Linked DNA regions of Homo sapiens: region 1 is linked to region 2. The links are chromatin loops, found by intact Hi-C in ENCODE. Cell type or tissue: heart left ventricle. All regions are shown on one strand. Each heading gives the region's core, and the rest is flanking DNA. Links, peaks and the distances in the headings are about the cores only. Region 1 overlaps CCDC97 (coiled-coil domain containing 97). Region 2 has its middle 8.0 kb from the start of CEACAM21.

Region 1 (15,358 bases), core at 2,562-10,561, 250 kb before region 2:
GTCAATACCCTGTCTCTACAAAAAATTTAAAAATTACACAGGCATGGTGGTATATGCCTGTGGTCCTAGCTACACGGGAGGCTGAGATGGGAGGATCGCTCAAGCCCAGGCGGTCAAGGCTGCAGTGAGCTGTGATTGCGCCCTGCACTCCAGCCTGGGTGACCGAGCAAGACCCTGTCTCGAAAATAAAATAAAATTGCAGCCTCCTCCACCTCTTCCCTCCTCCTTCCCTGTTTATTTTTCCGCATAACTCCAGGAAACACCTAACACATTATGTTTTCGGTAATTATGTTGCTAATTGTTTGTGTCCCCTACTGAAATGTCAACTTTTGCTCACTGTGGTTTCTCTAGTGCCCAGAACAGTGCCCAGAATATAGTCAGTGCCCAGTAAATGTGAGCTGAGTGAGTGACTAAGCCCCCAGTCCCTTCCCACACTCCCATCTCTGAACTAACCAATCTCTCCTTTCCTCAGGCTGCATAGAGCCTGGACCTGGGCACTGGGGTGAGCTGAGCCGGACACCAGTCCCATCTAAACCCCAGGACAAAGTGGAAGCAGCTGAGGCAACACCAGTGGCCCTGGACAGTGACACCTCCGGGGCTGAAAATGCAGCAGTGAGTGCTATGCTGCACGCTGTAGCCGCCAGCCGCCTGCCTGTTTGCAGCCAGCAGCAGGGTGAACCCGACTTGACAGAGCATGAGAAAGTGGCCATCCTGGCCCAGCTGTACCACGAGAAGCCACTGGTGTTCCTGGAGCGCTTCCGCACAGGCCTCCGTGAGGAGCATCTGGCCTGCTTTGGCCACGTGCGTGGCGACCACCGTGCAGACTTCTACTGTGCTGAGGTGGCCCGGCAGGGCACTGCCCGGCCCCGCACCCTGCGTACCCGCCTGCGTAACCGGCGCTATGCTGCCCTGCGAGAGCTGATCCAAGGTGTGGGGGCCAGATGGGCGACAGTGGGCACATATGGGGAGGGAGGGGAGACTGAGGCAGAGGGAATTAGAGAAAAGAATACAAGAGCAGAGACAGAGATCCTGGGAGAGAAGTTCTGAGACAGAGACAGGGACACAGGAAGAGACTGAGACAGAAATGTAAAGTAAGGGGGAGAGATAGACAGGGGTCCAGGGAAGAGAATGGGACAGACAATGAGAATAGATCAGAATTTAGTAGATGTTAGAAGTGGCATTTCAGATTGGTAGGCTGAGGACACAGTACACAGTGCTGTGATAATTGGTCATACCTAAGGAACAAAACATGAGATCCCTACCTCATACCATATACAGAGGCATCAGGGGAAACCAAAAGGAGTATGTACATGACCTTGGGGACACAGAAGCCTTCTGAACAAGACACACGGTGAAAACCATGAAGGAAAAAAAAGATAGCTTTTTGACCATGACATAATTAAAAGCATCCTTGTGACCACAACACCAGAACCAAAGTTAAAAGATGAGAGTGAATGAAGCAGAGTGAGTTAAGTTGCCGTTAGGGAGAAGGCACAAGTTATAGAGAGGTTCACAGAGAAAGAGAGAGAGGCTGGGCATGATGGCTTATGCCTGTAATCCCAGCACTTTGGGAGGTCAAGGTGGGTAGATTACTTGAGCTCATGAGTTCAAGACCAGCCTGGGCAACATGGCGAAATGCTGTCTCTACAAAAAATACAAAAATTAGCTGGGTGTGGTGGCGCCCTAGCTACTCAGAAGGCTGAGGTGGGAGAATTGCTTGAGCCTGGGAGGTGGAAGTTGTGTGAGCTGAGATCCCACCACTAAGCTCTAGCCTGGGCGATAAAGCCAGATCTTGTCTCAAAAAAAAAAAAAAAAAACACAGATGTGGAAATGAGGATGAAAACAGAAGGAAGATGGGCCGGGCACAGTCACTCAAGCCGGTGATCCCAGCACTTTGGGAGGGCGAGGTGGGGGTGGACCTGAGGTCAGGAGTTCCAGAGCAGCCTGGCCAACATGGTGAAACCCCATCTCTACTAAAAATACAAAAAAATTAGCCACATGTGGTGGCAGGCAACTGTAATCTCAGTTACTTGGGAGGCTGAGGGAGGAGAATTACATGAATCTGGGAGGTGGAGGTTGCCAAAAAAAAAAAAAAAAGAAGAAAGATGAATGAGGTGGGGGTAGGTGACAGAAACTGAAAAAAGCAGGAAAGATAGAAAGATGGAGATAAAGGAAGAGATGGAGAGAGATCCAGAGCCGGGGTGGGTGATAATCCAAGTTGGGGAGAAGGAGGGATAGAAACTGAATCTGCTAGAGGCTGGGCACAGTGGCTCAGACCTGTAATCCCAGCACTTTGGGAGGCCGAGGCAGGCAAATCACTTGAGATAAGGAGTTCAAGACCAGCCTGGCCAACATGGTGAAACCCCGGCTCTACTAAAAATACAAAAAAAATTAGCCAGGCACTGTGGCAGGTGCCTATAATCCCAGCTACTCAGGAGGCTGAGGCAGGAGAATCACTTGAACCCGGGAGGCGGAGGTTGCAGTTAGAGTTAATCGAGATCACACCACTACACTCCAGCCTGGGCAACAGAGCGAGACTCCATCTCAAAAAACTGAGTCTGCTAGAGGATGCCACAAACAGCTGGGGGTAAGATTGCTGGCAGGAGTGGGGAAGCTGAGCAGGACAGGGACAGTCACAGCCTATGGTGCTGCAGAGGCCAGGAGTCCGAGCAGTTTCTTTGCCCTGGACTCTGAAGACACGGCTAGGACCAGTGGAGGGGAGGGACCAGGGCAGGTTTAACTGTTATTTGAGGGACAGAGTCACTCGTGCAGAAACAGGCAGCCAGGGGTGATGCAGGGAACTCAAGTTTTGGGGTAGTGGGGAAGCCAGGCCCACCTGAGGGGTTGCTGCATAGAGGAGCACTCGAGAGAGGATGGATCTAGGGCCTTCCACCACCAGGAGGCTTTCCCAGGGATACACGGGCAGATGCCCCACCTGACCTGATCCCTTGCACACACATGCCAAATCCACGTGGATGTACACACATACACGCCCCACAGTGAAGGCGTGTCCACTGCCAGCCAGACTAGGGCCCCACAAACAGGCACACAACCTAGAGACACACAACTTCTGCTGCATTGTCCTGCATGCTGACACCCAGACAGACAGGTGTCTGTGGGCATATGCTGGGCCTCACAGGACATGTGTGTGTACATAGGCCATGTACACGTCCATGGGCAGGAGCTTGTGCATCGTGCCTGGACACAGTTGTACACGAGCTCCAGACCGTCAGAGCCTCAGAGGCCAGGATGTAGCCAGGTCTGCCCATGCACACACATGCTTGGATGCATGAATACATGAATACACAGGAAGATAGAGGCCGGGCCACATACACACACTCAGGTGCCTGCACGAGTAATCACATGCACATGACCTCAGGTGCCTGCATGAGTGCTTGCGCACACAGCTTCAGGCACCTGCATGAGTATTCACGTGCATGCCTCAGGCGCCTGCATTATTCACACGCACGCCTCAGGCGCCTGCATGAGTACTCACGCGCACCTCAGGTGCCTGCATGTTTTCCTGTGTTTTTGAATGTGTGCATACACACACTTGGACTGTGTATGCACATCATCCCACAAGCATGATCACACACATACCCACATGGACACTATCTGCTCAGTCGCTCACCCCATGCCCACCCTGTCTCTCCTCTGTGCAGGGGGCGAGTACTTCAGTGATGAGCAGATGCGGTTCCGGGCCCCCCTGCTATATGAGCAGTACATCGGGCAGTATCTCACCCAGGAGGAGCTCAGTGCCCGCACCCCAACCCACCAGCCCCCCAAGCCCGGGTCCCCCGGGAGACCTGCTTGCCCGCTCTCCAACTTGCTGCTCCAGTCCTACGAGGAGCGGGAGCTACAGCAGCGTCTGCTCCAACAGCAGGAGGAGGAGGAGGCCTGCTTGGAGGAAGAGGAAGAGGAGGAGGACAGTGACGAGGAAGGTGAGGGCCAGTAGCAGGAAGACCCCAGATTCCAGACACCCCAGCCCTAGGCCTGTCTGTCTCCACTTCATGGCAGCAGGCTGGGCCCCCAACCTGCAAAAGCCGACATTGCGTCCCTCCCCTGCCCAGCCTGACTCTCTGTGTATGCCCTTCCAACCGCTGCAGCATCCCCATCCCCCACTCTGAGGCACCAAATGAACCCTCGCCTCCAGGTCTGGACAGGCTGTTCCCTCCGCCAGGAATGCCTCTCCTCCCACCCTTCAGGTCTCAGATCCTGACCCGAGGATACAGTCTCCAGAGCACTATATGGTCATGTGTTTTATGCGTGTCCCTGGAGGGCAGGGACCAGGGCCATCTCTGTCACTAGTGTGTTCCCAGAGCCACCCAGCGCAAGGCTGGGCACAGGAGCAGCAGCTCTCTGTGGACTCTGTGCTCAGTGCCTGCCCGAGTGCACCCGCATTCACACCCCCTCTCCTCTCCCTCTGCAGACCAGAGGTCAGGCAAGGACTCGGAGGCCTGGGTTCCCGACTCGGAGGAGAGGCTGATCCTGCGAGAGGAGTTCACCAGCCGCATGCACCAGCGCTTCCTAGATGGCAAGGACGGGGACTTTGACTACAGGTGCTCCTGTGCCTCCACCTCCCCATCCCCCAGCCCAGCATCCCACGGCCTTTGGTCACATGCAGAGCCCTTAACAAGCTGTGGGGGTCTCCCTTTGTGGAGCTACAAGGCCCCAAAACAGTTCCAGGATGTGGGGTTGAACAGCCAAAGGAAGAGGCTGGGTGACCTCGGACTAGCCTTGTCCATCTCAGACCCTCAGTCTCCTCACCTCTAAGGCAGGGGATGGACAGGGATGACATATAGCTCAGTATCAATGAAACCCTGAAACACTTCCCTCCTGGCAATGGCAGAGGCTACTACCCCAAGCCCCCCAAGTCTCCCTAGGAAGCCCAACCTCTTCCGCTTCACCTTGGACCTCCTCATGCTGCAGGAAGTAACCCCTGGCAAAGTTCATGCCCGGCATGGAGGGGCCTGCACTGGCTGCCCCCACAGTTACAGTTGTTCATTTCTCCAGTAGCACCCCAGGGCTGAGACACGTGGGCCACCTGCTTTGGAAAAGGACCCAGGAGAGTGATGTGTCAGTCAAAGATTGGTTTTGTCATTTAAGGTAGCTTTGCCTTGTGGTCCCAAACACTGGGCCCAGCAGCAGAGGACCCTCCTTGGTTTCACATCCAGCCCCGATGACATGTGAAATGTGTGACCACACATAAGCGGACCCTACGTCCGTCCTGAGGTGGGCTCATCAGGAAAGTGGGAATTGTGATTGCCCCTGCCGTGGGGCCCAGCCATGGTCACCAGAGCCTCCTCCCATTCTGGGATCCCTGGCTCTTGAATGGAATCTGGCTGCTCCACTTCCAGCCAGGCAGGCCTGCTCAGAGCCCCAGTTCCTGCACGCAAAGTGGTGAGCAGAGGGCCTGGACCATGGGGACCCTCATTCAGCAGGCATCACTGCTGTTCCCAAGCCAGGGCCCAGGAGGAAATTGGGGGTGGCAGGGACCACAGTGTGTTGCCTCGGGAGGGCAGCAGTGGCCCCGACGTGTCCCCCATCCGTGCATTCAGTTGGCATGTGCTGAGCATCTGTGATGTCCACAGGCTCTGGGGATAAGGCGGGGACCAAAACCAACGAAAGGCTTCCCTGCCTGAAAAGGGGTCCCACTCTAGTGAGGAAGATCTAGAATTTTCTAGCACTTCATGGTGATGGGGCCATGAGGAAAAGTGAAGCAGTGGGAGGGGAGTGACAGGGTGGCTAGGGAAGGCCTCTCTGAGGGGCTGACAGCAAAGGCCTGCAGGAAGTGGGAGGAGCATTCCTGGCAGAGGCCATAGTAGGTGCCAGAGCCCCCAGCAGCACCAAGGGGCAGAAGGGGCTGGAGCAGTCGCAAGGGGTCGCAAGGGGGTAGGAGATCTCTGAGTGGCCAAATCAAGCTAGGCTTGGCAACCCAAGTGCGTGCTGCTGGGTTTACTTGCTGCCTTAGGGCATGGGCAGCTGTCCTGCCTGTGGTCAGCTCTGGCTAATCCCGGCCTCTATCCACTGGAGGGCAGTAGCAAGCCCCCAGTGATGACGTCAAAATGTCAAAATGCCGTGGGGGCAAAATTACCCCCAAGTGGTTCTTTGTTGAGAGCCACTGCCTGCTTGAGAATGTAAGCCCATGTGTCGCCACATTTTACAGCTTTTTAAGAAAAACTAGAGCTTTGGGGTTTTTTTTAGACAGGGTCTCCTTTGTCACCCAGGCTGGAATGTGGTGGTTTGATCATAGCTCACCGCAGCCTTGACCTCCTGGCCTGAAGTGAGCCTCCCGCCTCAGCCAACTGAGTAAGCTGGGACTACAGGTGCTCACCACCACGCCTGGCTACTTTTTCAATTTTTTTGTAGAGACAGGGTCTCCCTTTGTTGCCCAGGGCTCCAACTGCTGGGCTCAAGCCATCTTCCTGCCTTGGCCTCCCATAGTGCTGGGATTGCAGGCATGAGCCACCATGCCCAGCCCAGAGTTTTTGTGCAAACTCTGATTTGGAAAATGTTCCCTTGAGTTTTAAACCCTGAGAGTTTTAAACACTATCTCCCTTGGGAGGGTCAGCTCTGACGGCTGCCAGCACATGGCCTTTGACATCAGGGTGCCCCAGGCCTTTGACCTGGGCATCCGAGGGTCCCAGGGAGACCCAGTCCTTGACAGCCTCCTCCTCCTGCAGCACAGTAGACGACAACCCCGACTTCGACAACCTCGACATCGTGGCACGGGATGAGGAGGAGAGGTACTTTGATGAGGAAGAACCTGAGGATGCGCCCAGCCCAGAGCTGGATGGGGACTGATGGCCGCCACCCTTCCCACCGCCTGCCCCATCCCCATCCCCAACAAGGCAGCTGATTCCAGGCCTGCTCAGTGACCCTTTCTCTAGGGGGACATCAGGGCAGTGCCCCACAACCCACACACACCACCATCTCACTGGGTCTAGTCTCATCTCAGACAACCCCCACCCCCACTGTTTCTGGGGTTCCCTTTCTCATCTCTCCCACCCTGTCTCCTGCCTCTGTCTTTCTTGGTGTCTGTCTGGGCTTCTTTCTGTCTCTTTCTGTCTTTCTGTCTCTCTCCCTACCCCCGCTCCCTCTTTCCAGTGCTCTGGCTGGCTGTCTCTCCCTTTCTCCCCCTCTCTCTCTGCCTTAGGCTCTGTCTCCACCGCAGGGCCCAAGGTGAAAGTCCTCCCCTTGCCGGAGGCCAGCTGGCAGGGCCTTTCGTGGCTGGAAGTGGCCAGTTTGGTTCCGGTGCTGACCCCTAGGCCCCAGCGCAGCTGCCTCCCGTGCTGTCTGTCTCCCCCTCTCTGTTTATGTCTGCGCTGTGTCTCACACTCAGAGCCTCCTTGCTTCTGTTAGGTTCCCATCTCTCCTTCTGCCTCACTCTGGGCCTCTTCTTTCTACTTGTACATTTCCACCTCTCTAGGCCTCTGCTCTCACTGTCCCTCTCTGTCTGTCTCTCAGCCTTTATCTCTGGGTTTTGATCCCCCACTCCAGGCTCTGGGCCCCTTCTTCCCCCTTCCCTCAAACCTGGCTGCTATAGGCAGCAGAACCCTGACCACTGAGTAATACAGCCCCAGGGGAGGGAGGAGACCCCAGGCAGGGAGGATGGGGGCAGCTCTCTTCTCTCCCCAGGACCCAGGCTGTGGATCACGGGGCCTGCCAGCTTGAGTGTAGAGGGAGGGGGGACTCTACCCTTCTCAGCCCCACCAGCCCCCCTCTGCCCAACCACAATTTTCCCTTCCTCCGCCTTCCTCTCCCTCTCCTGTTTACACTCCCCAAATGCGCACAGGCTGTTATCATGGGTCCTGAGTCATCCCACACACAGCCTGCCCCAGCGTCCCTGCCCCCAGCTGGCCGCAGGGCCCGCCCCATGGAGCCCCCTGCCGCCCTGGGCTAATGGGAGCCAGATGGCCGCCTGGTGACTCAGCCACCGGGCCTGTGGGAACCCAGGCGTCCCGCCTTCCCATGCCCCCACACCCGGCTCCTGCTCCCCCAGCAGACACACACAGGAGGGCCTGGCCACTGTTGAGGGGGCACACAGGGCAAGGGTCACCAAGTCGGGGCCTAGGGACTCCTCATGCCTCTGAGATGGAATGGTGGTATCCTGCCGTGGCCAAGCCTGAAGGACCCTCAAAACTGCCTCCTGGAGTCCACGGTTCCTGACCTCCGAGCCTCAGCTATGCCCTCTGGGTCAACCAGAATTAGAGCCAGACAGGGAAAGTGAGAGCTGGATGGAGGCAGACAAGATGCTCAGAGCGACTATTAAAGAACGAAAGCCTCTGCTACGGAGCGCTTCTGTCCTCTGTCAGGCCCGAGCGAAGTGCCTGACACCGGGTTGGATCCTCAGATGGCCCCATGAACTAGTGAAGTGGGTCAAAGGAGGCCTGGAAAGATGTTGCTTCCTCAAGGCCACTCGGCCATCAGAGGCAGAAATGAAACAGGAACCCAGGCCTAGAATCACAAAGGTCCTAGAAACCACTTGGCTGTCTGGCCTCTCAGGTGTCAGGGCCATCCAGAGTGAGACAGCATTGGAGGGACAAGTGTGCATGCAGATGTCCTCAGACGGGAAGGTTTGAGAAGGGTCAGATGGTAGGCGGGCCTAACAAGGGCTCCGTGCTAGCCACTGTCCCGCACACAGACAGGATCAGGTCATCTTGATATGGAGATCAGTCCCCAAATCACTGAATTGTCCCAGCAGTGCTATGCCCTAGGTACTACCAATATCACTCCTCTATTTCCCAGAGGAGGAAGCAGCAGCTAGACTCCAGGACCTTGGGGTCATATCTCTCAGAAAGCCAAGAGTGCAGGATGAGAGCTGTCTGTCTCTTACCTGCCTGTATTTGTGCCCCATTTTTAAAGAGCAGAGGGCCTGGGCCACAGGAAAGGTATCAGCCCTTGGTGATAGGCACATTTTTTACCAGTCTATCATTTGGTCATTAAATTTGTTTACAATATACTTTGCTATACGTAAATTTGTTGTGTAGGTTTTTAAAAAGCGATGAGAGACACAGAAATTGAGTCAGAATTAGGGTTAGTCAGATGGTCAAGACGTGAGCATCTAGCTGACAGACAGAGGTGGAGCCAGTCCCAGGGACAGGGATTAGATGGGGAGACAGGAAGAGAGGTGGAGACAGAGTGGGGTAGGGATGACGGGAGACACACCCCCTGGTCACTGCCTCTGAGACCTGGGGGTGGTGGGCCCCAGGGCGGGTGCCTCCCATCCCCCTCCCAGTTCTCCCGGGGTCGGGGTAGGTGGAAAGGCTGAGTCAGGGAGGGCGGGCCCCGCTGGGAGACAACCCCTAGGTGGGCATCCGGCCCCCACCCCCGTGTCTCCTGTCCGTCCTGGCCCTGGCCTGGCTCGCTGGCCTGGCCGCCACCCCGCCCCCCACGTCTGACACCTCCATGCGTCCTGCCAAAGCAAGCTGCCTCCCTGCACTCTTCCCCCTCCAGCTCCAGTCACTCTGTCCCTCTGTCCCCCGTCCCTTCTCCCTGCTTCTGTGCGTTTCTTTCCAGCCCTCTGCCTTCCTCCCTCACCGCCACTGCTCTGTCTTCTCGTTCTGTCTCCACACCTCTGGCTGTCGGTGTCTCCCCGTGACTTTCCGTCTCCCCTCTCTCTCCTCCCTTGTTTTTCCCATGCCTCTCCCTCCCTCCCTCCCTCCCTCTCCTCCCCACCTTTTCCACTCCGTGTCCCCAGCCATTCTCCATCTCTGTTCTCAGCTCCTGTCACCTCGTTTCCCCATCCCTTTCTCTGCTGGAGTCTCCCTCTGGGGGGCTCTGTCCTCTCCTCACTTTGCCCTTTCCCTCTCGCTGCTGTGTGTCTTGGCCCGCCCCCCGTGCCCCCCATCTCCTCTGTCTCCCACACTCTGGGAAGCCCGGCTGGGATATCCAGGTTGGAGCCTCACTGGCGGCCACTGGAAACCCAGAATGAGGGGTCATCGCCTCTCGCCCACCCAGAAAGGGCGCAGGAGGGGGCAGCAAGGTTGCGGGGCCTGTCTGGCCAGAAGGAAATGTCTGTGCTGTGGCCTGGTCACCCCCGCCCCCAGGACCTGCTGGGCTGCTGCCGCCCCCGGCCGGGGCTGAGGCCGAGTAAACACAGCAAACACAGCCGCCGGCAGCCTGGGATATTTATACCGAGGCTGGGCGTGGGTCCAGTGCCCACCACAGCCCCTGCCCTGCCCTGCCTTGCCTGCTGCCACAGCCAGCTCCGAGCCAGCGTGGCACCAGCCGGCAAGGGGACGCGCCGCAGACACAGCCTGCGCTGGGTATGGAGGCCAACAGGCACTGGCCGCTCATGATGCAGGCGGCTCCATGGACGCACCCTGTCCCCCTCCCCTGAAAACACCAGCACACAATGTGGACCCACACTCGCAGCTGCTCACAAACACACATCCACCCCTGCTGAGAACGCGAAATCCCCTCAACGATGATGCAAAACAGACCCACACAACTCCACACACTGCAGTCACCAGCCTACATGTGGGAACACAGCATGCAGACACCACCTTAGCACCTGCTCACAGCACCCACAGGCTGGGAACACCAGTCCCTGAGATGGACACACAGCCCCGAAGTACAGCCCTCCCTCACACAGACAAACACTGAGAACCACAGGAAGCATGCTGGATGCACACCACGTAGACAAACATGCTCAGAATACCAGCGACACATGCACTGATCACAGTGCAACCCAGAAACAACTCAACTCATCTGCCTCATATGTAAGAAACACACACGGCCGGGCGCGGTGGCTCATGCCTGTGTCTCAGCACTTTGGGAGACCAAGGTGGGTGGATTACAAGGTCAGGAGTTCGAGACCAGCCTGGCCAACATGGTGAAATCCCATCTCTACTAAAAATACAAAAATTAGACGGGTGTGGTGGTGGGTGCCTGTAATCCCATCTACTCGGGAGGCTGAGGCAGGAGAATCGCTTGAGCCTGGGAGGCGGAGCTTGCAGTGAGACAAGATCGCGCCATTGCACTCCAGCCCAGGCGACAGAGCAAGACCCCGTCTTACACATATACACACACACTCACTCCCCTCTCCTGGAGAAACACCATTCCCACAGATGATTAACATATGCAGAAAACACCACATTTCAAGTCAAACTTACACTTAAAAATGCACAAATTTACACTCAGAAGAACAGTGAAGATGTTGAGAAAAATATCAGACACACAATATGCCCCAGATACATGGCCGACTTGCAGAATCAAACAGTGCCAGAGCATAAAACCCACAGAAAATACAACAGCTTGCCCAGCAGAAATACAAAATGCAGACGCACACCCCAGAAATGCAGCGCAGCCACAAACACACGGAGCTAACACGTGCTGGGGACACACATAGACAAGACCATCCATACCAAACAGCACACAGGCCCCCAGAACACCCATGCCAGACGCAGCTCACGCCACAAAGCTTGGAATCACGCACACAATAAGTTCCTGAACACACAAATCCGAATCCACACTGGAACCTCAAATACTCTGCATGTCCAGAGACTAAGGGGGAAGGGGCTTTCTCTCACCCACCAATCTCCCCACTCCCCCTTGCTGACCCGGGTCCCAGGCCCGTCTTGGGGGCGGGGGAGGGGGCAGGAAGGCCTGAGCTGGCCTCCCCCAGCAGCTTCCTGCCCCACGGGGGCTGGACAGGAAGCTGGGGCTCCAGCCGGAACCCAGGCTCCCCCCACGACTTCCCTCTGTGGCCCCGGGCCGCCTGCAGAGGCAGGGGCGGGGCAGGGGGAGGAAGCGGGGAGCCCCAAACCCCCTGCCCTGCCCCTGCGGTCGGCCACAGGCGGGGGCAGACTTGTCCCGACGGGGCTGAGCCACCCATCGGGCCTGGGTGCCAGGGTGGCAGGGCAGGGGCAGTGCGCACGCGGCCAGAGGAAGGTGCTGAGCCCACAGTTTCCCCTCCCCGCCCTGTGGGGCTGTGCCAGCTCAGCCGGCAGCCCTGGGCAGGTGGGCGGGGTGTGTCATGAGGGCGTGTTGGGCAGGCCGACCACACCGCGAATGTGCAGCCAGCACTTGTCCTCAGGCCGAGGCACGAGCTGGGGCTGGGCATGTGAGGGCCGCGTCTGCCACCCTGGGGGTGTGTCTGCTCCGTCTGGGACCCTGGGTGTGACAGTGTGTCTGGGCGTGACGTGACGGGGTCGCTGCAATCTGTGGGGCCCTGTGGGACTCCCCAGGCTGGAATTGTGCGTGTGTGGCGGAGGGTGTGGGATGTCAGACTGAGTGGGTAAGACCGACCTGCTGTCTGTGAGGTTGTGACGTGTCAGACCTCTGTGTGGGGTGTGTCTGGTGGGACTGTGACAGGTCCGACTGTGGACATGCACCCTGGACCTGTTTGTGACTGTGAACCCATGGAGGAGGAGGTGGCTGTTGAGGGATCCATTTCCTGTCCGGGCTCTGATGCCGTGATGCGTGTGCGTGCATGACACTGTTTGAATCAGTGTCTGGTGTGCGGTGGTTGCGACCATGACCCTGTGGAATATATTTGTATATGACTGTGTTGTGCCAGGTCCCTATTGAAGTCTCTGCTCGTGTTGTGTCCCAGTGAGGCTCCGAGGCTGGGTGGTGTTTACGTGATGGGCTGACACTTTCTCTATTTGTATCTGTGTATATGTGGGCTGCAGCTGCTGCCAAATGACACAGCCCATGTGTTACGGGCCCTGCAGGAATCTCTGTGTGTCCACGGCGGCTCTGAGAGGTGAATATTTGTGTAGTGTGGGGCACCGTCCGTGTTTCCCGCCGTGTGAGTGTGTCTGCATGTGTACACGCACCACATCCTCATAGGGCTGCAGCGATTACAGCCGAGTCACTGTGTCCTAGCTTGTGACTCTGCCTCTTGGGGCCAGACCTCAGCATCTCTATACCTATCCATTTGTTGGCATGTCCTTGCATAGTGAACTCCTGCCTCCCCACTCCTCCCTCAGCCCTGTGTGCTTTGGGACCTGAGGCCAGAGGAGTAACCACATTTCTACCCCTATGCTGAGCTGGGAGGGCCCCAGGTCCCTGGCACCCAGACCCAGTGCTGCCAACAGCTCTCATGCCCACAGGCAAAGGAACCGCAGCACTCATACTGTCCTTCCTCCCAGGACAATCACTGGGTGTGGGGAAGTGAAACCTAGGAGAAAGAGCAGAAACTGAGAGGCAGGAGAAAGAGGAAGCAGGAGAGAATTCACAAGCAGGACCATAGCAGATGGGAAGAAATGGAGACAGCAGAGGGAGACCCACCTGTGGCTGCTGCCATTTCTTGCCTGGACAGCTGGTCTGTCTGTGCTCACCCTCACCCTGACACTTCTGTCCACTCCCAACCATGAGCAAGACGGCGGACCCTCTGAGCGCCTAGGTCAAACCCTGCCATGGCTCCTGTCTTCCTTGAGTGCAAGTTCTTTTTTTTTTTTTTTTTGAGATGGAGTCTCACTCTGTTGCCCAGGCTGGAGTGCAGTGGTGCGACTTTAGCTCACTGCAACCTCTGCCTCCCCTGTTCATGCGATTCTCCTGCCTCAGGCCCCTGAGTAGCTGGGATACAGGTGTGCACCACAATGCCAGACTAATTTTTTTTTGTATTTTTTATTTTTATTTATTTATTTGAGATGGAGTCTCACTCTGTCTCCCAGGCTGGAGTGAAGTGGCGTGATCTCGGCTCACTGCAACCTCCACCTCCCAGGTTCAAGCGATTCTCCTGCCTCAGCCTCCTGAGTAGCTGAGATTACAGGCGTGCGCCACCATGGCTAATTTTTGTATTTTTAGTAGAGACTGGGTTTCACCATGTTGGTCAGGCTGGTCTCAAACTCCTGACCTCGTGATCTGCCCGCCTTGGCCTCCCAAAGTGCTGGGATTACAGGCGTGAGCCACTGCGCCCAGCCTTTTTTTGTATTTTAGTAGAGACAGGGTTTCACCATGTGGTCCAGGCTGGTCTCAAACTCCTGACCTCAAGTGATCCCCCTGCCTCAGCCTCCCAAAGTGCTGGGATTGCAGGTGTGAGCCACCGTGCCCAGTCTTTTTTTTTTTTTTTTTTTAAAGATGCAGTCTTGGCTGGGTGCGCTGGCTCATGCTTGTAATCTCAGCATTTTGGGAGGCCGAGGCGGGCGGATCACCTCAGGTCAGAAGTTCGAGACCAGCCTGAACAACATGGTGAAACTTCGTCTCTACTAAAAAAAAATACAAAATTAGCCGAGCATGGTGGCGCATGCCTGTAATCCCAGCTACCCAGCTACTTGGGAGGCTGAGGCAGGAGAATCGCTTAAACCCGGGAGGCAGAGGTTGTGGTGAGCCAAGATCTCGACATTGCACTCCAGCCTGGGCAACAAGAGTGAAAATCCGTCTCAAAAAAAAAACATAAAAAAAAGATGGAGTCTTGCTTTGTCACCCAGGCTGGCATACAGTGGCACAGTCAGGGCTCACTGCAGCCTTGACCTCCCAGGATCAAGTGATCCTCCCACCTTAGCCTCCAGAGTAGCTGGGACCACAGGTGTACATTTTTTAAAAGTGTTTTGTAGAGATAGGGTCTCACTATGTTACCCAGGCTGGTCTCAAATGCCTGGATTCAAGTAATCCTCCCATCTCTGCCTCCCAAAAGTGCTAGGATTACAGGCGTGAGCCACCCCGCCTGGCCTGAACTACTATCTTTTATTGTCTTCTTCACTATCCCCCACTAAAGCAGGTTCCTGGTGGGCAGGAACTCCTCCCTTAACCTCTCTGGGCTTGTTTCCTCACCTTTAAAATGGGTGTTATCAGAGTCCCTGCATCTCAGAGTGTTGCTATGGTGACTGAATGAGTTCATTAATGTAAGGCACTTCAACAGTGCCCAAGGTGCTCAATAAATAGATCTAACTACAGTAGTGTTCCCCACTGGTCCCCTGTGCCTTGATGCCGGGCAAAGGAATAGTGCAGACAGGCAGGAGGAGGCAGAGAGGGAGAGAGAGGGAGTGGGAGTGGGGGAACGTCAGGGATGGAGACCCCAGGCAGGCGCCCAATGACACAGAGATCCGCAGTCCTCTCTCCATCTTTAATGGGGCCCCAGGTGGGCTTGGGGCACGGGTGTCCTTAAATACAGCCCCCATGGGCAAGGCAGCGGGGGCGGGGCGGGGTGGGGCCGGGCCTGCCGGGGCGGGGCGGGGCGGGGCGGGACCTCAGCTGCACTTGCAGGAGCGCACGATCATGTTGGACAGCTGCTCCACCTTGGGCTTGCGGCCCACGTAGTACACGATGGGCAGCGGCTCCAGCGCCTGCGGCACGCAGCACGGCGCCGCCGAGGCGCCCGGGTTATGCTGGTTGTACAGGGCCAGGACCTGCGGGCGGCGGGCGGGGTCAGGGCTCAGGGCTCGTGGAGGGAGGAAAACGGCCCTCC
Region 2 (15,358 bases), core at 6,059-14,058:
GCTGGTTTCTTAGCTCTTATTGTGAGGCTATTATAACTTTGACCCCCAAACCAGAAAAAAATACAGAAAGGAGAATAACAGGCTAATCTGAGCATATACAAAAAATCCTAAAAGAAAATTTAGACACAAGACAGCAGTAAATAAAACAGATATTGTTCAGTGACAAGTGGGTTTTCTCCCAAGAATACAGTTAAACAGTAGAAACTCAGTTCAATGTAATTCATAACTTTGGTGACTTAAAGAAAGTAAATCATATGAATTTTTCAAATGATGTCTCCAGAAAAAGCTTTAGCTCAAATTCAGCCTGAATTTATGCTAAAAACTCAGTAAACCAGAAATAAAAGTGAATTACCTCAATCTAAAAAAGAGCGTCTACAAAATGCTACAGAAAGCATGCTTTATACAATCAGAGAGCAAGACAAGGGTGTTCACCATCCCCACTTTATGAGAAAAAAGACCCCACAATATATAGAGGGATATTGCCTTGCAGCAAGACAAAAATATAAAATAAAAGGTCCAAGAAATAACAAAGAAGAAACAATTATAATTTACAGATGACATTATTGTCTATATGGAAAACTCAAAAGAATCTGATATATTGTTAGAATCAAAAGATTGTTGAACAAGGTTATCAGATATAAAAATCCATATATGAGACACAATGACATTTGTTGAATAACAGCAAATGCAATTTTTAAAACAAACTTTTTGAGACAGGGACCTCATTATGTTGCCCAGGCTGGTCTTGAACTTCTGGACTCAAGCAATCCATCTGCCTCAGCCTCCCAGGTATCGGGGATTACAGTACAAGCCACTGTACCCAAAAAGTGCAATTAAAAAAAATTTGTAATAGCAAGCTAGGAAGAAAGACTTTCACATGCAAGGCCTCTATGTAGAAAAACATGAAACCTGGTTGAAAGACAATAAACAATAACTAACAGACCATAAAGATATAAATAACTAAACAGGTGGGGGTGGGGGAGAGAGAGAGAGAGTCTGTGTTCATTAATAGGAAGACTTGGTATTATGAAAATACTTTCCCCAAATTATGTATAGAATTATGAACTTCCAAATAAAATCCTTGCAGTTGTCTTTTAGCTGGACAAGCCAATTCTAAAATTCATGTGGTACAACAAAGAACCCTGAAGAAGAGTAACAAGGGGGCAATTGCCTACTGCACATCAAGTTGTCTCATAAAGCTCTGCTATTTAATATTTAAGACAGCGTGCTATTGGTATGCTGGTGGCACAGAGTGAAAAATCAGGAACTATTTCTACACATGCATAGAAACTTTATAATAAAGGTAGCATTACAGATAAATTGGGGAAAGAGAAGCAGTATTCATTCATGATTCTTGAGAAATTGGTCAGTCTACACACAAAGACCCTTGGGGATGTGTTTGAATTAGATAGAAAAAGTACTAATATAAAAGCAAAATATGATACATTCTATTATATTAAAAGTAACATCTACTTAAGAAAGAACACAGGCCAGGTGCTGTGGCTCACGCCTGTAATCCCAACACTTTGGGAGGCCAAAGAGGGTGGATCACCTGAGGTCAGGAGTTCGAGACCAGCCTGACAAACATGGTGAAACCCCATCTGTACTAAAAATACAAAAATTAGCTGGGTGTGGTGACAGGCACCTGTAATCCCAGCTACTTGGGAAGCTGAGGCAGGAGAATCACTTGAACCCAGGAGACGGAGGTTGCAGTGAGCCGAGATCGGCCAGTGCACTTCAGCCTAGGTGACAGAGCAAGACTCCATCTCAAAAAAACAAAACAAAACAAAGAAAGAAAGAAAGAAAAAACACTATAAAGAAAGTTTTTTTTAAGAAAAAAAAAAGAAGAAGAAGACACAAACTGGGAAAGAGATGTGCAGCACATACAGTTGACAAAGAATCTGTGTCCAGAATATGTAAATAACACAAAGCACGAAGGAAAAGACACACGACACAATAGAAAAGCTGAAGATGTCACATCCTAAAATTGTGTCTGCATACAACAGGAAATATGTATAAAGAGGTATGTCCACCATGGCAGCATGTATACAGCAAAAATACAAAACCAAAAAACACCCCAAGTGGTCACCAAAAACATGAGAGAAATAAAATGTGGCATATTAATGCAACAGGAGAATACCTAATAATAAAAATGCAAAAACTACAGCCAGCCACGCACATCTACAGGAGTGAAATTTGAGAACATAATTTTGACCGAAAAAAAAAGCAAGTATTTGAAAATTCAGTATTTCTTTTTTCTTTTTTTTTTTGGAGACAGAGTCTGGCGCTGTCGCCCAGGCTGGAGTGCAGTGGCGCGATCTCGGCGCAGTGCAAGCTCCACCTCCCGGGTTCACGCCGTTCTCCTGCCTCAGCCTCCCAAGTAGCTGGGACTACAGGCGCCCGCCACCACGCCCGGCTAATTTTTTGTATTTTTAGTAGAGATGGGGTTTCACTGTGTTAGCCAGGATGGTCTCGATCTCCTGACCTCGTGATCCGCCTGCCTCCGCCTCCCGAAGTGCTGGGATTACAGGTGTCAGCCACTGCGCCCAGCCTCAGTATTTCATTTTCAAGAAGTTTAAAAGCACATAACGAAATATATGGTTTTTCAGGATGCAGAGTGTGGTTGAAAATAATAACAGTAAGAGTATTCTAATATTTTGCATATTGGCTACTGAGAGTGGGGTGGGGAATGGAATTGGGTTGGGATACACAGCAGAGTTGGGGATACTGGTTCTGTTCTTTCTTAAGGTGGGTGAAGATAGTCTTGTTGTTTTCACTGTTGCTCTCCAAGGGGCAGGACACTGATTGCAGCAGCCCAGCCAGGTCCTATGCGAGGCCACCGCTGTCCTGGCCACCCCGGGACAGGGGCCTTGGCTACTCTCCCACACCTGTCTGGGCTGTTCCTCGGCGCTTCTGAAATCCCATCCCAGCCAGGGAAGGAACCCTGGTGGGGTGGAGTGGAGGCGAGGCACTCTGTAACCCCATCGGGGTGTGGAGCAGCTCTAGGTCCCAAAAGGCCACTAGGCATGCGCAAGGTCGCACATGCAGAAGAGAGACCCCTGCTCAGAGGCCAGAGCCGGCATGAGGCGGTCAGAGAGGATCCCCTAGTGGTGGAGGTGGAAAATTGCAAGGACGGAAAATTCCGCGTGAAAGGCGGACTTTGAACAGATCCCATCCAGGGAGCTGCTCTGCTGCAGAGAAAACTCGGACCCAGAAGCAGCTCCTCTAGGAACGGATTAGCTTCAGGGTTGTCACCAACCTGCCTTGAGTGAAGGGCAAGGGGGTGGTCCCTTTTCCACTGGACGCCATTTCCCTGGACAAGGGGCTCTCAGCACAGGACCTAGGCAGTGGCTGGGGGCTGGCACAGTGGTGGACTCTCTATCCCAGGCCAGCCGAGGCTCCATGGAGCTGCCCTAAGGCTCAGCCTGGGCGGATTCTGACTTAGAGGCTTCAGTCATCATCCCGCAGATGGCAGCTTCACCCATTGGCCCCTCAGCCAAGCACAGGCACCAAGTATCTGAATCTGCAGGGCCTCTGGTACTGGGCAGGATCGCCATGGCAACAACACATCATCACCAGGGTAAACCTAGCCTGTCTCACCTGGTCTAAACCAGCTCAGGTTCTCTGAGTGGGTGAGCAATCGTAGAAATTCTGCCTTACAATGAAAAAAAGAACCCACAGACAGGGATGAAAAATCGAGGGCATTGTGAACGCTTGCTGGCCACAAGCCAGCTAGCCCTGTGGTAACATTTCTGACACCTCCTGCTTAAAACCCAAAAGGTCAGAAAGATCCTAAGGCCCCGCTTTCACCTTCTGAATTCCTGCCGCAAATAAAGACCAAGGAGTGAGTTATTTATTATTTATTTATTTATTTATTTATTTATTTATTTATTATTTTGCCCTCCTGCTCCTCGGGAGGCTTCTGTCCTGAGCTCGCCTTAGCTAATCCTGCGTTACCGTTCGGCAGGTGTGCGCCTCAATCTCCCCACCTTACCGCCAGGGAACTTAGCCTGACGACACTCCGCCCCATCGGGTCAGGGAAAAACGGTAGGAGTAGTGGAATTTCACATTTCGCCCTCTGCCTGCATGGCCAGTCAACTCCGCCCCTCGCGGAAACAGGGGGTGGGCGCGGGACCAACTACTGATCCCCTCCCCTGTCTCTTCACAGCGCTGCAGTCAGGCTCAGCCGATGCTTCTTTCCTGCAGGTTCCGCCGAGCCCGTCCCTTGGCGGTGGTGTCACTGGATGCTGGGAAGAGATGGTGGGAAGAGCCTCCATCCATTGGCGCGTCACTAATTAGACAAGGAGGCCTTGGGCTCCCTTGAGAGAGTCACGGTTTCTCCTCCGTTGACCCGCCCTTCATTGAACTCCTTTACTTGGATATTCAGAGCGCTGGACAGAGATCACTTGGCGCTAACACCCTCGGAGGTCCTCACGGCGCTCCGTCGGAATGACACAGTCGGATTCCCAAGCTGCGAAGGGTGAGGGAGGGACTGCAGCGCAGGAACTGAGGAGGAGAGGCCCGCGCGCCCACTGGAGCCGAGCGGTGAGGAATAACCGGACCGACCCCCGACGGTGCGTGGTGAGTCTCCCCAACCTGCACCATTCGCGCCCCGAGGCGCCCCAAGCGCGGCTGGGAGGCCAGCTGTGGCTGGGACGATTCACTAGAAGGGCCGGCCTGCGTCGAGTTTCCAGGGTGGCCGCCAGTGACCCCGGCGGGGCCCATCCCCCTTGCCCTCAGAGCCCGCCCCGCCCCGCTCCCCTGTGGCACCGCCACCGCTACTCCAGGAGGCACAGTGGGGAGGAGAAGGGGGTGGGGAGCCTAAGGAGAGGAGTGAAGGTGTCCTGGCCTGCCTTGGGGAAGGGGCGGGGGCGGGTGCCTCTGGGACACCCAGCCCGGGGGATCAGCCCTGAGAGCCAGTCCTTACCCTGAAGTTACAGATCTGGCTTCCAGATTTCTGTAACCTACCTTGTTCCAACACAGGCCTGAGGCTGTTCCTGTTAGAGACCTGTTGCGGATACGGGTAGGGCCCTGCGGGAGATTTACATCTCCAGTCTTCCCCCCCGCCCCCCGCCCCCCTTGTTTTTCACAGACAGGCTAGAGCAGCGGCGCTATCATAGCTCACTGCAGCCTCGAACTGGTGAACTGGAGGGATCTTCCCAACCATCTTTTGTCTTTTTTAAGAAGAAAAATACAAAAGCTTTTATATAGGCTTACACACAGCTACAGAGCAAATCTTTATCGTATATCCAAGATTATCAACCACTTGACTGTACAACCAGGAATCATAACACATTTGAGAACAACCAGTGGCAAAATAGGAAAATGGGCCAATGAAGAAGATAGGTGACTAATAAATAAAAATCTGATATCAAGTGTAGGCAAGTTGTAGGGAAAATGGGTGATGAACGAATAGAACAAATGCCTGGGGTAAACATCATTCGAAAGCCCAGAAAGAAGCTTTTAGACATCTTTATTGCTTTTTGGGGGGGCGGGGGGGGTGGGGTTCTGGAGGATTGATGGCTGAACTCTCATGAAAAGGGTGCAGTCAGAGAACAAGAAAGAGTTCCCAGGAATTAAAATTGTAAACAGAAAAGCAAATTCAGGGTAATTGCTGAAAGACCCACCAAAGGATCTCCAAGATACAATTGAGAAAATCAACCCTAACATAAAGGCAAAAGACAAAGGTGGGTTATTTGAGCGAGAAGTGGTTTGAGGATTTGCAAATATTTGTTTAGTATTGAATATGTGCCAAGCACACATTACAGAATACGTTACTTATGGGAAGTAACTTAGCCTTGAAGTAGCTCTGTGAGGATGCATGTGTTTCCTTTACCTATAATTCTATAGGAAAGGCAATTTTTAAAAATAAATCAAGGTTGGATTTCATCAATTTTACAGAATACGCATAACTTTATAAAATTTTCAAAATTCTCTAAAAACCTATTGAGATAATTAAACAAGCGTTTTTCTCCTTTAGTCTGTTAATGTGGAGAAGTATTTTCTGATGTTGAAACATACTTGCATTCCTGATATAAGCCATACGTATGATAACATATTTTGCTTGTTTGCTATTATTAATTCTGAATTTGGTTCACTAAGATTTTGTTTGATTTTGCATGTATATTTGTAAGTGAGATTGGTCTATAATTTTCTTGTGTGGTTTTGGTATCATGCTATAACAGCTTCTGAAAATGTGTTAGAAAGTGTTTTCTTGTTAAAGTTTTAAACCTTCTGAGAATTGGTTGAGGAGGAGCTTGAAAATTTGTTAAAATTCACCATAAAAATATCAGGACCTGAAATTTTGTTATTGTTGTCAGTAAATAAAAATTATCAACTGTCTTTTTAATTGCTTTACTGATTATTGCTCTATTCATAATATCCATTTTTTCATGAGTCAGTTTTGGTAATTTACATTTATCGAGATAGTTGTCCGTTTCATCTAAGTTTTAAAATATATTGGTACAGCTATTGTGGTATTCTCTGAATAATTTTAAAATCTCTCTTGTGTCTTCCTGATTTGTCCTATTTAAATTTTTTTGATTAATCAATTTATATTTTCATATTGTTTTCTCTCTCTCTCTCTCTCATAATGTTATGGTTTAGATAGGAATGGTCCAGGGTGGAATGACACAAGTAAAGAAACAATAATGTGGTTTTGTGTACTATAAGGAAACATATAAAAGAAGGCATGGGAATACAAAGGAATCAATTAATTGCACATTAAGTATTTGTTAAGGTCCAATAATTTGAAAAATATTAAGAAAAGTGATACTGTCCTTGCTGGACATAGGACATTAAACAGACCCTGTTAAACAATGTTGAGAACAAATTAAGGCTATTTAAGGTAGTTCGATAGCAGTCAATTATAAAATGTGCATATCTTGTGATTGAGCAAATGCACTTCTAGATATTACTATATAGAAATGTAGAAGTGTGCCAAGCTAAACAACCATAGATGTTCATTGCAGCCCTGTTTGAATGGTCATAGAAAATCCGGGATGAGAGTCCAAAGACTCAGCAAACAACAATTTAGCAATTTTGCTACTGCATAAAAGGGTGCCCCCTTTTCAAGCCCACAACAGAGATGTTGCTACTAATCCTGAATTCAACCCAGTTTGTTGCACATTTTAGGATTTCATCCTGATGACTAATTTTAGGGTCACCTATATTTGGTTACCACCTCTATTTGGTTGCAAATAAAACCGAGCACAAGTTGACTGGCAGAAAAAGAGACTGTGCTAGCTCATATCATTGTAAAGTCAGCCAGAAATTTGGCTTATGGCAAAGTTTGGTCTAAGACTCAAACAATCTCGCTAGATCTCCTGACAGTAGGGAAGATGGTGGGTCCCAGTTTTTTTTGTTTTGTTAATCAATAGTGAGGATTGGGAATGTGGAGAAGAAAGGAGGAAGATGCAGTAAAAAAAAAAAAAAAAATGCTTTGGACTTTCCAGACCCTGCATCATTTTGTTTTGGGATTGGCTTCCTTCTTCCTTTTTAGTGCTTCATGATTCACCCTTCATCCTACAGACATAGGTGTTGATGATGGATCATTGAGGGATGTGCTTGACATTTTGGGAACAAGTGGCCTTTGAGGATGGGACTGTGGATGTGGCCTCTGTATCCCAGTCAGATAAAACTATACAGAAACATAATTTTCTTATATATTTTGGATATTATCTTCTTATCAGATGTATATATTTACAAATATATATGTATATATTTACAAATATATTCTCCTCCCATTTGTAGGTTGTCTCTTTGCTCTGCTGGCCTTTTTTTTCTTTGCTGTATAAAAGCTTTTTAGTTTGATGAAATCCCGTTTGTTTATATTTGGTTTTGTTGCTTATGCTGTTGAGATTTTATCCAAAAACTCTTTGCCTAGACCAATGTCATGGATTTTCCCCCTATATTTTCTTCTAGTAGTTTCATAGTTTCAGTTCTTACATTTAAGTCTTTATTTAATACATTTTGAGTTAATTTTTTGTGCATGGTGAGGGATAGGGTCTAGGTTCATTCTTCTGCATATGAATATCCAATTCCCCAGCACCACTTATTGAAGAGGCTGTCCTTTCCCCATTGTGTGCATGTGGCTCCTTGGCTGAAAATCAGTTAGCTAGAGATGCATGGGTTTATTTCTGGGATTTTTATTCTGTTTCATTGATCTATGTGCTTGTTTTTATGCCAGGACCATGCTGATTTGGTTACTATAGCTTTGCAGTATGCTTTGATTGTCAGGAAGTGTAATGCCACTAGCTTTGTTCTATTTGTTTAAGATTGCTTTGGCAACTCAGGGTGTTTTGTGCAGGTTTTAGGAATTTTTGTGGTTTCTAATTTTAGGATCTTCTACTTCTTCGAAGAATATCATTGGTGTTTTGACAGAAATTGCATTGAATCTGTAGACCACTTTGGGTGGTAAGGACATTTTAGCAATATCAGTTCTTCCAATTCATGAACATGGAATATCTTCTATTTGTGCGTGTGTCTTTTTCAATTTATTTCATCAATGTTTTACAGTTTTCATTATAAAGGTCTTTTACTTCCTTGGTTAAATTTACTTCTTTTGTTTCAGCTATCATAAAAGATAGCTTAAAAATTTTAGCAGTAGATAGCTAAGAATAAATTGTATTCTTTTTCAGATAATTCATTATTGGCTATTACTGGTATTACTGGTGGACTATTGCATAGCATGGTTGATTAGAGTTAACAATAATGTATTCCATATTTCTTTTTTTTTTTTTACTTTTATTTTTTGAGACAGGGTCTCGCTCTGTTACCTACACTGAAGTATACAGTGGCACAATCTCAACTCACTGCCAACTCAGCCTCCCCAGCTCAAGCAATCCTCCCACCTCAGCCTCCTGAGTGACTGGGACTACAGGTGTATGCCACCATGCACAGCTAATTTTTGTCTTTTTGTAGAGACAACAACTCGCTATATTGTCCAGCCAGCATAGTCTTGAACCCCTGGGCTCAAGCAGTCCACCCATAATGGATGAGAAAGTGTTGGGATTACAGCTGAGATGGGATTGCGGGGGGCGGGTTGGGGAAGGTGAGGTTCAGAGAGGGCAGGGCCTGCAGGGAGAGGGGCTGCAGGGAGCTAGATACTGCCCCCCAAGGAGGAGGGAGCACTGTTCCCATCAGAGTGCACATCTCCTTGCAGCAGCTGCACAAATAGAGAGCCCTGGCCAGGCTGATGGAGCCTCCCATGCCTGCTTTGCCCCAGGGTGTGGATTCTGAAATCTGTGCCCCTAACGGGTGGGACTGAGGTCCACAGTGACATCCCAGGGGAATCTATGATTCCAAACTCCAGCCACCCCGCCTACAAAATAGGAAAACGCTATGCTTTTCCTATTAAATCCCAAATTCCATCAGTGCAAGCTCTCACCCTCTAAATCAGAAAGTTCAGTCATTCCTGGCGTCCTCCCACACCCCCAGCCTGACTTGCAGACACACAGGGTGGCTGACACCTGTCCCTGCTCCTCCCCCTGGCCCAGCTGCTGTGCATCCTGGAGGTGATGAATGATCAGGACAAGGGAGCCTAGAGCGGGCCCCACAGCTGTCAGGAAGCCAGGACTCAGCCTCCAGGCGGCAGTCACCCTGGTGCCACAGCGACAGCGCTGATGGCCATTCTGAAGACTGGGGGTGTCAGGAGAGCTGGGCGTCCCACAGAACTGCACAGAATAATGGGGAACGAGGGTGACACAGGACTCAGGATTTCAGATGGGTAGGTAGGCTCAGCTGGGAGCTCAGGGACAGACCTGAGGAGCCTCAGTGGGAAGTGCTGAAGTGGAAAGTTCTGGAATGTTTCAGGAAAAAGGCTGGAGGCTTAGAGGAAAGGCTGTCGCTCCTAATATGGCTGGCAACCCTGGATGGGCTGTGTTCCTCCCACCTGCCCATCCTCTCACTGCTGCCACCTCTAGGGACACAACCTCTCTTCATGTCCACCTTCCCAAACTCACCTGCACTCCTCCATTATCTGACTTTATGTGAAAGCAGTGCTAAGATCCCTCTCCTGCAATGCAAGAAGGAGATGAGAGGCCCGGGTCCCCACAGACAACTCAGCAGTGGGGTCCTGCTGAAGTGGGACCGGGCAGAATCATGCACTCCCAACATCCTGGATCCTGACTGGGGGTAACAGTGAAGTTCAAAGACCATGCCATCAAAATCTCCAGAGTGAGGCTCCTCCCTGGGGTCCCTGAGGTCTGTCCAGGAGCTGCTCCCTGAGCAAATCTAGAGCGTGGAGGGCTGGGGTTGTGGCAGTAAAAGCAGCCACATTTGTCTCAGGGTGGAAAGGGAGACGGTGAGCTCCAGTAAGGGCAAGGGCGCCATCTAGTGGGCGCCTCCTGCTAAGGAGCAAGGAGACCAGGAGAGCGGAGATCAGGGCTGGCCTTGGACTAAGGGGTGAGTTCAGGTGGAGGGGACTGAGGTGTAAGGAGGCGGGTGAAGTGGGGAAGTGGTGGGGAGACATGGGAGGAGCAGGTGAGGGGAAGCTTCAGGGAAGCTGCGGGAGGGCACAGCAGGGCTCTCCACTCCTCAGCATTGACATTTGGGTGGTCAAACTGGTGGGGCTCTGTGAACTGCAGGGTGTTCAGCACCATCCACCCACTCAATGCCAGCAGGACTCCCTCCCCCAGCTCTGACAACCAACAATGTTTCCAGACTTTGCCAAATGTCCCCTAGAGGGCAAAATTTCCCCTGGCAGAGTCACTGATCCACACTAATCTCTAATAACAATTCACCAGTAAAATCCTTCACTTGGGAGAAGAATCGCATGTGTGGGAAGAGTAGAAACTTATATCTTCAATATCTGTCAAAATGGCTTTCATTTATTCCATAATTTGATGTACCAGGAGAAGGCATGTTTAGAGATGATGCCATTTGGCTGCCTGTACCTCACAGCAGGAATGACATGGGCTTTCCAAGGATCTATACAACAAAAACCAGAATGACACACACTGAGTTACACTACAAAGTGGGACATGGGGGATCCTGTAGACATTGAAAGAAGAAAATGCATGACCCCAAGGCACCAGATAGTCCACTCTGATGCTCTCACCATCCTAGAAAACATCTCAGCCATGAATGCAGTCACATATGTCATTAGGAAGGAATGTCTTATTAAGGGGAAAATTGTAGCAAAGGAATTTCTGTTTATGTTCAAATTTGTAGACTTTTGTATTATTCTTTAAATAAGAATCTACTCTCCCCCAAAATGAATGCAATCAGTGTCTGGACAGTGTTGGGGTCTTACTCCTGGCCCCTGGGAGCTGGGAGCTGACAGTGCCCTGCTGCCCCAGCCCTGGGCCTTCTCTGAACCTCAAGAACACTGGATGGCCCCCATTTAGGGAGTAGAGAGGAGAGGTCTTTTAAACATCCTCACCAGTCACCTCTCCACCTTTCAGACCCTGGGCAGAATCTGTTGCCCACTCTTGGATTTGATCTTTAAGTTACTGACTTTAAAGCATTTTGACACTTTTTTTTTTTTTTGGTAGTCAGAAGCTTTCCACCTCCTTGGGAAAAGTGATTCTCTACTCTATGTACAGGAATAACCAGTAGAAATAGAGAAAAAATGCATTAATATTCAGAAAGAAGATGATCTCTATGTGAACAAATGAAAGCTTAAAATCATCAGAGTCAACATAAAATCAACATTGCCAGTGCTAAAACTACAAAAGTGACATTAACGGTGAACTAGAAGAATAAAACAAGCATTACAGTTGCTGGTAAACCTAAATCACTTATTTTTTTAAAAGACCATTCTGGTATATTGCAATGATGACAGGAGTGCCCTTCAGTCAATATGATGCCTGTAATTTTTGTGACCTGGCAAGATATACTGTCCCTTCTCCTTTTAAATCTCAAATGCAAAATGAGAGGCAACTCCTGGGTCACCCCCTCCCAGAGCAAACTGCCTGCAAGCAGCCCCTGGAAGAGCAGAGGCCCTAGTTTCCCTGATCCTCAAGGCAGGAGCGATGGGAAGCTCCCTGTAAGCCGGGGGAGAGCTTTGTTCCCAGAATGTTCCTCCTCTTCCCAGAGGCACCAACCCCGATGCCCTGACACTTACCTTCTGCTCTCTCGCCCAATGTTCACTCAAATATTGAGTGCTTGGTGAGTCTGCAGAGCTCAGGAACTTCTGGGAGCCAAATCACCACCAGCTCCTCCAGAAAAGATACCTGTGCACACCCAAAACCACCCCACTGAGCCCTGCCTGGGGTCTGTACCACATCCAGCATGTGCACTGTGAGCATAGAATCCGGCCCTGAATTCATGACCACCCACCAACATGCCCCCAACTGAAACCAGCAAATTCCCACACATGGCAAGCACTGAGGCTTGGAGGTGCTTTCTCACGAGGTGGTTCTGCTTCCACCATGGGGTGGTTGTCACTGACACTGGAAGTTGCTCAGCACCTGATAGTGGTGCAGGACTCAGGGACCCTCAACATCAATCTGGTGAAGGCAGATGGGGCCCCTCCAGATCTTCTCCCACCTGCAGGTGCCCAGCTCAGTAAGACCCCAACCCTGGGAGGAGGATCCAGACCCCTGTGCCAGGTAGACCAAGCTTGAGGCCTCAGGCAATGAGAGAGAAGGAGATGGAGGTCTGACCAGGAGCTGCTCTTCCTTGAGAGCCCGGGTCCCTTCCTTGTGCAAAGGCTTGGCTTATGAACAGAATCCTCAATCTGTAGTGACAGTGCCTAAGAGGATGACATGGACTCCGGCCTGATGTGCAGCCGTCCCTGTCTAACCCCTCCCTGCTGCAGGACAGCACCAGCCCAGGAGAGGAATCCTCAGTTGGGGAGCCAGTAAGAACATGGAATACTCGGGGCCTCTTACCTTCCTCCAGTCCACAGCAGCAGCCACCGTTTGTGCCTAGGACACCCACCTGCTGGCCCTTCTGACCCTTACAGTCAGGCCTTCCAGATGCCACTCCTGACTCAAGGCCCAGCTACTTTCACCCTGCTGAGCCCTGCTCCTCCCAACCAGGGTCACTGCCTTGCTAAGCACCTCCTCCAGCTCCAGCTGACTGGTCACCCAACACCCAAACCCCAGAGGACAAACAAGAAAATAAACAGATATGAAGTCTGAAGGAGATGCAGGCTATGAAGACAAATAAAAGAGTAAGCATGAATATAACTCCACCAACAAAATTGTTTCCCAAAACAAAATCTTCTGTGCCCATGATCATGGAACTAATTGTCCCTCACTATGTAGGCAAGCACTTCCAGGGTCTCTCAATTATTTCATGGGTGTCAATATACACTGTAACATAGCAACTCAGAAAAGAAAGTGGGAATAATTTATCTACTTAGATTAAGGTCCTAAAAAGGTCTCCAGACTGCCAAAAAAGGAGAGCTGAACCACTCCTGCTTTGAGAACCATTGAACTACATCTTTTTTAAAAGTCACCCCAGAATGGCCAAAACAATCTGGAAAAAAAAATTGGAGGACTCACTTCCTAATTTGAAAACTTACTAAAACACTACAATCATTAAAACAGTGTGCTTCTGGCACAAGAATGCACATAGAGATCAATGGAATAGAATCAAGAGTCCAGAAATAAACCCTCACCATTACAGCCCATTGGTTTTTGACATGGGTGCCAAGATTCCTCAATGGGGAAAGAATGGTAGCCTCTTCATATTGTGCTGGAACAACTGGATAACCACATGCGAGATAGTGTAGTTAGACCCCTACCTCACAGCCCATACAAAAGTTAACTCAAAATGTTTCAAAAACCTAAATGGAATAGCAAAACTTATCAAACCATTAGAAGAACATATAGGAGTAAAACTTAATGATCTTGGATTGGGCAATGGTTTCTTCAATATGACATCAAGAGCATAAGTAACAAAATTAAAAATAGATAAGTGAACTTCATCAAAGTTAAAAATGTTTGTGCTTCAAAGAACACCATGAAGAAAGTGAGAAGACACAGAATATGAGAAAAATTTTGCAAATCATGTACCCCATAAGGGACTTGTATCTAAAATATATAAAGAACTATTACAACTGAATAATAAAAAGATAACCCATTTTTTTTAAACAGCAAATGATTTGAATAAATAGTTCTCTAAAAAATATTAAAATTGTCAGCAAATACATGAAAAAATGCTCAACTTCATCAGCCACCAGGGAAATGAAAATCAAAACTGCAATGAGCTATCACTTCACACCTACTAGAATGGCTATAAGTTTTAAAAAATATTAAATAGTAAGTGTTTACAAGAATGTAGAGAAAATGGAACCCTCGTATATTGCTGATGGGAATATAAAATAGCACAGCAAACTGGAAAACAGTTTGGCTGTTTCTCAAAAACTTAAACATAGAACTACCACATGACCCCATATTTATACTCCTATATGTACCCCCAAAGAAATGAACACAGAAACCCAAACAGATACTTCCAAGTGTAAGTTCATTGCAGCGGTTTTCACAATAGCAAAAATGTGGAAACCACCCACATGTCCATTAAGAGATGAATGAATTAAAATTGAGGTATAAACATATATTGGGATATTACTCAGCCATAAATAGGAAAGAAGCTGTAATATATGCTACGACGTGGATGAATCTTAAAAGTGTTACCCTAAGAGAAATAATCCAGAAAAAAATAATACACGTATATAATTCCTTATTATATGAGACATGTAAACTAGGCAAATTCACAGAGATTGATAGTATCAGAGGCTACCAGTGGGTGGGGCAGGGGGAAGTGGGGAGTTATTGATTAAAAGTATGAAGTTTCCATTTGGTATAATGAAGATTTTCTGGTAAAAAATTATGGTGATGGTTGTACAACATTGTGAATAGAATTAGTATCATTTAATTCTACACTTAAAATTGCTAATTCAGTACATTTATCTTATGTATTATACCATATCTAAAGAGATCTTTGGGAAACAAACACTCGCCCTGATCAGATAGTCCTCATACTCATGTACACACCCTTCCTGACCTTCTGTAAAAAGGGATACAAAGATTTAGGGACATGAGACAGTTCAGGCAACTGCAGATCCACAAAATATATGTATTTGCAAAGAGAATGAGAGTTAAGCTGGGGGCACAGACCCCAGACACGGAGAGGGTCCCCCTGAAACCTTCACCAAGGACAGCAGAACCCAGAGCCTCCCACCTCCTTCCATCAAAGTCCTCTCTTCCCAGGACACACAGGACACCTCCCTCCACACCTAGGAGCTGGGGATCCTCCCGAGACCTCCAGGCCTGGGTCTCTGTCCCTGGGTCAGAGGCCAGGCTGGTGACACTGAAGATAGCGGGTGGGTCCTTCCCAGCCATCACCCAGTGAGCCCCTTTCTAGCCCCCAGAGCCACCTCTGTCACTTTCCTGCTGGGCATCAT

What was found. A loop is a pair of places that touch in the nucleus more often than their neighbours do. Peaks named below come from ENCODE experiments on the same cell type or tissue, not always from the same donor. Only the 100,000 strongest peaks of a DNase experiment are listed, where the experiment ranks them.
Region 1: it touches region 2 in a loop (2.9-fold over the local background); 13 of 110 quality-filtered maps call a loop at or near these places.

The regions. Positions count from the first base shown.
Region 1 is chr19:41,315,912-41,331,269 of GRCh38, forward strand. CCDC97 (coiled-coil domain containing 97) reads left to right here. Exons shown (of 5, transcript NM_052848.3): 2 at 473-928; 3 at 3,663-3,941; 4 at 4,430-4,559; 5 at 6,684-8,962. The coding sequence ends at 6,804. TGFB1 (transforming growth factor beta 1) reads right to left here. Exons shown (of 7, transcript NM_000660.7): 7 at 14,412-15,299. The coding sequence ends at 15,141. Among named protein-coding and RNA genes, the nearest start is that of CCDC97, 13 kb to the left of the region's middle. RefSeq lists enhancers at 4,021-4,758, 7,241-8,010, 8,781-9,550, 9,551-10,320, 10,649-10,788 and 1 more and silencers at 5,813-6,107, 6,193-6,487, 6,656-7,142, 7,903-7,952, 9,190-9,289 and 2 more. In heart left ventricle, for the core only: a CTCF peak has its summit at 6,026 (motif pointing right); DNase peaks (open chromatin) are centred at 7,220, 7,880, 9,330, 10,069 and 1 weaker place; H3K4me3 peaks cover 1,506 bases; H3K27ac peaks cover 4,905 bases.
Region 2 is chr19:41,560,476-41,575,833 of GRCh38, forward strand. It overlaps a transcript of CEACAM21 not described here and the pseudogene LOC110467527. Among named protein-coding and RNA genes, the nearest start is that of CEACAM21, 8.0 kb to the right of the region's middle. RefSeq lists an enhancer at 2,944-3,238 and a silencer at 9,357-9,651. In heart left ventricle, for the core only: CTCF peaks have their summits at 10,338 (motif pointing left) and 10,544; a DNase peak (open chromatin) is centred at 10,346; H3K27me3 peaks cover 4,678 bases.